Regions from separate parts of the Homo sapiens genome. Here region 1 is linked to region 2. A link is an interaction called in ENCODE POLR2A ChIA-PET data of the cell type or tissue named here. Cell type or tissue: Panc1. All regions are shown on one strand. Each heading gives the region's core, and the rest is flanking DNA. Links, peaks and the distances in the headings are about the cores only.

The links. ChIA-PET counts read pairs that join two places held together with the same protein. Peaks named below come from ENCODE experiments on the same cell type or tissue, not always from the same donor. Only the 100,000 strongest peaks of a DNase experiment are listed, where the experiment ranks them.
Region 1: POLR2A ChIA-PET joins it to region 2 with 6 read pairs; 5 of 35 experiments call an interaction of 5 or more read pairs at or near these places.

The regions. Positions count from the first base shown.
Region 1 is chr2:20,007,182-20,010,094 of GRCh38, forward strand. All of the region lies in intron 1 of MATN3 (matrilin 3), which reads right to left. Among named protein-coding and RNA genes, the nearest start is that of MATN3, 4.0 kb to the right of the region's middle. In Panc1, for the core only: no CTCF peak of the experiment used is centred there; a DNase peak (open chromatin) is centred at 1,700.
Region 2 is chr2:20,077,328-20,080,240 of GRCh38, forward strand. All of the region lies in intron 2 of LAPTM4A-DT (LAPTM4A divergent transcript), which reads left to right. Among named protein-coding and RNA genes, the nearest start is that of LAPTM4A-DT, 27 kb to the left of the region's middle. In Panc1, for the core only: no CTCF peak of the experiment used is centred there; no DNase peak of the experiment used is centred there.

The DNA of each region.
Region 1 (2,913 bases), core at 154-2,653, 70 kb before region 2:
TGGGCAACAGAGCGAGACTCCGTCTCAAAAAACAAAACAAAAAAAAAAGTAAGTAGAAAGAGGGGCCCGGGCGCGGTGGCTCACGCCTGGTAATCCCAACACTGTGGGAGGCCGAGGCGGGAGGATCACCTGAGGTCAGGAGTTTGAGACCAGCCTGGCCAACTTGGTGAAACCCTGTCTCTACTAAAAATACAAAAATTAGCGGGTCGTAGTGGCATGTGCCTGTAATCCCAGCTACTCGGGAGGCTGAGGCAGGAGAATCGCTTAAACCCGGGAGGTGGAGGTTGCAGTGAGCTGAGATCCTGCCATTGCACTCCAGCCTGGGCAATAAGAGCAAGACATCATCTCAAAAAAAAAGTAGAATGAGGGATGCCAACTTAATCTTGTATCTGTTTAGTGAGCTTCCAGCTTCATGAGCATGTCTCGTAAGAAGCAGGGATTGTGATCTGGTATCTACCCTACTGCCCCAACTAACTCTCTTGGTCATCTCTCTTTTGACTTATTCATTCACCAAAAACATTTTTTGAGGGCCTACATGTATGAAGCCCTGGAGCTACAAAAGCATATAAACCAGATAGCCAGATTTCCCACCTTCAAAGAATTTATCTCTTTTCTACACAAAAGTACCTAACAGTTTAGTATCACAGTACATTTTAGTGTTCATCTATTCTTTCCTGTTCTTTCCTGTTTCCCCCAACCCCTGTTTGCACACCCTCTCTCCTCGATACAAAAATCAAATCCACAAGTCAGGATGAGACAAGAAAAAAAGCCAATTATTAAACTTCTTTTTCTTTTTTTTGAGACGGAGTCTCATTCTGTCACCCAGGCTGGAGTGCGGTGGTGCAATCTTGGCTCACTGCAACCACCACCTCCTGGGTTCAAGCAGTTCTCCTGCCTCAGCCTCCTGAGTAGCTGGGACTACAGGTGTGCGCCACCACACCCAGCTAATTTTTGTATTTTTCATAGAGACGGGGTTTCACTATGTTGGCCAGGCTGGGCTCAAACTCCCAACCTCAGGTGATCCTCCCACCTTGGCCTCCCAGAGTGCTGGGATTATAGGTGTGAGCCACTGTGCCCAGCCCTAAACTTCTTTTTCAAGTCATTCCCCCTTCTCACCCAACACACGCATGCAGCCCTAAATGGAAATGAGGTCCTGGGGCATGAAGTGTCACTCAAGGCTCTTTCCTTTCCTAATAAGGAGGCAGAAGTTGATGCTACTCTAGGAAGGTAATACTTAGTAGGAAAAAAAGGTGATTCAAAATTAATGCCTAGACTAAGCAGTTTATAGAAAAAAATTAAAGCCTTACCTGGAACAGCCTACCTTATGTCTCTGTCTAGTTTTCTTTTAAAAGCAGAAAATTATCTTCTTGTTTTTAGCCTGCTGCTTGGAGGTATTTAATTAACAAAAAGAAAATCTTCCTTTCAGTAACACTTTAGGAATCGCAAGGTACCAACACATCAACCTGTGAGGCTGGAGGTGCAGAGGTGGTTTTTATATTCATTTTACAGGTGAGAAACCTGAGGTTCAAGGAGGTGTGAGAACTAGAAAGTGGTAGAGCATGGATTGGACTCCAGGTTTCCTGACTCCCAGTCCCTGGGAGCTTGCTACTGAATCCCAGTTACCTCTCTCTGAGGCAACATTTTCCTCCACAAAAATCAACATTCTCTCATGTATTCAGTAAACATCCTGCTTGTTGACTTTAAGTCACCGCCCTGAAATATGCTGTATGTCATGCATTTAGTTAAGTCAAAAGGAATTAAACCCAGGCGCAGTGGCTCACGCCTGTAATCCCAACACTTCGAGAGGCTGAGGGAGAAGGATCACTTGAGCTCCGGAGTTCTAGACCAGCCTGGGCAACATAGGGAGACCTCATCTCTATAAAAAGTTTAAAAATTAGCCAGGCATGGTGGCAGGCACCTGTAGTCCCAGCTGCTTAGGGGGCTGAGGCAGGAGGATCGCTTAAAGCTAGAGAGTCAAGGCTGCAGTGAGCCACAATCACACCACTGCACTCCAGCCTGGATGATAGAATGAGACCCAGTCTCTAAAAGCCAAAAAAAAAAAAAAGGAATCAAAATTCTTTCTTTCTTTAAAAAAAAAAAAAACAACTCCAGCAGCCATAAAAAAGAATGAGTCCATGTCCTTTGCAGGGACATGGATGAAGCTGGAAGCCGTCATTCTCAGCAAACTGACACAGGAACAGAAAACCAGACACCACATGTTCTCACTCATAAGTGGGAGTTGAACAATGAGAACTCATGGACATAGGGAGGGGAACATCACACACCAGCGCCTGTCAGGGGGTGGGGGGCAAGAGGAGGGAGAGCATTAGGACAAATACCTAATCTATGTGGGGCTTAAAACCTAGATGATGGGTTGATGGGTGCAGCAAACCACCAGCGCACATGTATCCCTATGTAACAAACCTGCACATTCTGCACATGTATCCCAGAACTTAAAGTAAAATAATAATAATTTTTTAAAAAGATCTGAATAGGAAACATTTGTCATCTATTGTCTCTAAGGGTAGCCACTATAAGACTTCAAAAGAACATTGGTCTTTACAGTCTTTTATCTTAACCTGAACATTTCCTTTCTATGGATCCCAGGTCTTTAGGCAAATGCAACCAATTATCAACCAGAAAATATTTAAACTTACCTATAGCCTGGAAGCCCCTCACCACCACCGGCTTTGAGTTGTCCCACCTTTTAGGACCAAACCAATGTATTTCTTAAATGTATTTGATTGATGTCTCATACCTCCTTAAATTGTATAAAAACAAGCTGCACCCTGACCATCTTGAGCACATGTACTCAGGACCTCTTGAGGGCTGTGTCACAGACCATGGTCACTCATGTTTGTCTCAGAATAAATCTCTTCAAATACTAAAAAAAAAAAAAAAAAAAAAAACCTC
Region 2 (2,913 bases), core at 117-2,616:
AATTACAGGGAGAAATCCATAATAGTGAGAGATTTGGCATGCCTCCATCATATATTAATACATCAAGCACAAAAGAAAATAGATTTGAGAAAATTAATGGATGTGATTTAACATACATACATAGTATTGGGAGATCATTCTTCACTAGTCTTTCATACTTCTGCACATCTTGTGAGTGCAGCTTTTGTTCTGGATTATCTGTTCAAGTATGTACAATGAATAGCCTTGGACTATAGAGACAGTGCCTCCCTCTGGAGTGAACAGCAAGTTTGTTCACCGCCCAGTCTAATAAAGACACTGCCTCCCTCTAGGTCAAAGTTTGAGGAGGTTTGTTTGCAGCTCATTACAAAAAACTGGAACTTCCTAGTCTTGAGGTTTCTCAGCTGTGAAACGCACACACTGCATCCACCTGGGCCTCTTCGTATTAGCCTCATGGGACTTACAGGGCGAGGAGAATCCACACAAGCATGAAGCTCATGCTGCTTGCTATGCTAGGGGTGAGTAATAAATCCTTTGTCTCTGATCCAGGAGTCTCATGTCTTCTGTCAGTATATATGAAACTGTGGCAAGCTAAGTTACTAGATTGCAAGTGTGATCAAATATCAGACCCTTCACAGTTCTTGACACATTGAAGGTTGCACCCAGCAGTAGACAATATACCATCTTCTTATGCACTGCATGGAGCAGACACTAATTACCCAGCACAATGCCTGCCACGTGAGAGACACCGAGTAAATGTCAGTTCTCATTTCTCTCCAGCACTCCTGTTCTTCTTATTTCCTTGAGCACTCAGCAGCCTCAGGGAAGGAATGAAGCAGGTAAACAGAAATCCGAGGCTAGTGTTAAAACAGTCTGGGCAATGGTTCTGTCCATCCTAGCATAAAATAGGAGCACAGGGAGCTAGAGTGATGTAGAACAACTTCCCCCCATGCTGTGTTGGCCCTATGCTGTGTGACTTCGTTATTTGATTTGGAGCAAGACCATTCCTAGGAAAGCAAATTCTGTATGCTTATATTCAAATGTCAAGACATTTTCCAAAGGTTCTATAAAAATTAAATCTAGATAATTAACCATCTTCTCATAGCTCAGAGCAGTGAGTGAGACACGGTCTCTGTCTTTGAAGAGCTCCCTGTCATATCAAGGCTTGGCAGTGAGGTGAGGAGATTGAGCTTGGTAGGTAAACTACTAACACAATGTACCATATCTCCAAACACCAAGGGAGCATGATCCATGATTAATTCTACTGAGGGAAGAAGGTGGCACAGAGGAGGTGATGTGTCTGAGGCCTGACCTGGTCTAGAATAATTTTGTCAGGAGGAAAGTGAGCTAACTCAGCTTCCAGGTTGCAGTGGCCCAAGGTGTGAAGTTCCTGTGATTGTTCAGCATCTCAGGGCAGATGGGGCCAAAGAAGGGGTGGCAAATGGAATATAACCAGTACCCTCAATTCAAGAGAGCAGGGAGGGTTGGGAGGAGAAGCTGCTGGTGAGCGAGAGAATTCAGAAATCACTGTAGGGAGAGATATCAGGTGATCTCCAGGTATCTTTTCTCCCACTGATGTGTGAGTTCTCTCGCTCACCAGTAGCTTCTCCAGGGTCTTTCCTCGAGCCCAGAAGGCTGAGAGGGGTCCTTGCTACCCTTTGAAAAAGGATGAGACCTGCTCATCACGGAACCCTACAGACACCTAAATGGGTCCAAGCAATACTTCTGATGCATTTCAAGGAGAAGGCTGGGCATTGGGGTGGCTGCTTCAGTAATGGGCAGTGGGACCCTTCCAGCTCTCCACAAGGTCTGTAGCCACACACAGCTGCCCTTGTCCTCAGAGCTGTGGTCCAACTGAAATCATGCCCTGTACCCAGGTCCTATGTCCCCTGACATATGGCCACAGAGAGACAGCTTATTGCTAAAAAACTACCCAGTAGGGAGAACTCAGAAGATCTATATGGCATGGTTCCTGGACACTTTACAGCAGATGTTAAAGTGTGTTGCCCTGAATGTCAGCCTCAAAAGCATCCTTAAAGCATCCCCGGTTCCCTCAAAGTCCTATATGGTCCTGTAATTCTTGACTTTCTTGAAATACTTTCGCAGTTTGCCACAGAGTCCCTTATTGATCTACACCACACCTCAGACTTGCAGAGAAAACAGCTCTTAAAATCTAGCATAGGGTGGATCTGATCTTCCTAACAAGCTGCTATCCATTGAGCAGAGAGTAGCAAAACACTTTTAGTCCGTGGAAGAGACTTCATTTGCTGCATTAGGTTAAATGAATCCTCTACATGATGTTCTGGCTAATAGGTGCTCAGCCTCTGAACGGGGTTCCTCCGTCAGCTTGGTCTCAGCTTTCCTTCCCTTTCTCTTGCCTCTCTGCAGAATGGCATCTGGAATGGGGTGTGGAGGTGGGGCTTCTGTCCCCATGACTGAAGAATAGGCACTTGGATTTGCAAGGTGGTTCTGATCTTCCCCAGTCTCCACTGGGTTACCTCCAGCCTGCCCTGGCCTGGCTCCATGGGGACATGAGGAGCCTTGGAGGTCTGAGGCTAGCAGGGGCTCTGGCCTTTATGTGGCCAGGTGTTTATTTTGCAAAGCCCAGACGAGGCCTGTGCTGGGTGGTCTGTGCTGGATACCATACCCAACCATATGCCAAACCAGGAGTCGGCTGGCCTCAGTGACAGGCCCAGGGTCTTCAGAGGTCCCTTGTCAACTGGAGTAGGGGTGTCTGAGGTACCATTCTAGGCTTCCTAAGTGGGCCCCATCACCCCCCTCCACCTTCCACAGTACTCCCGAAAACCCCTGGGTTTCTGGCCAGGGCATCCTCGAGCTGGTGAACGGGTGATGACCCAGGGAAAACCAGCAACAGAATAACATGATCTACCAGGTTGTGGCCCTGGAGGAGAAATCTTGGCACTCCTAAGAAGT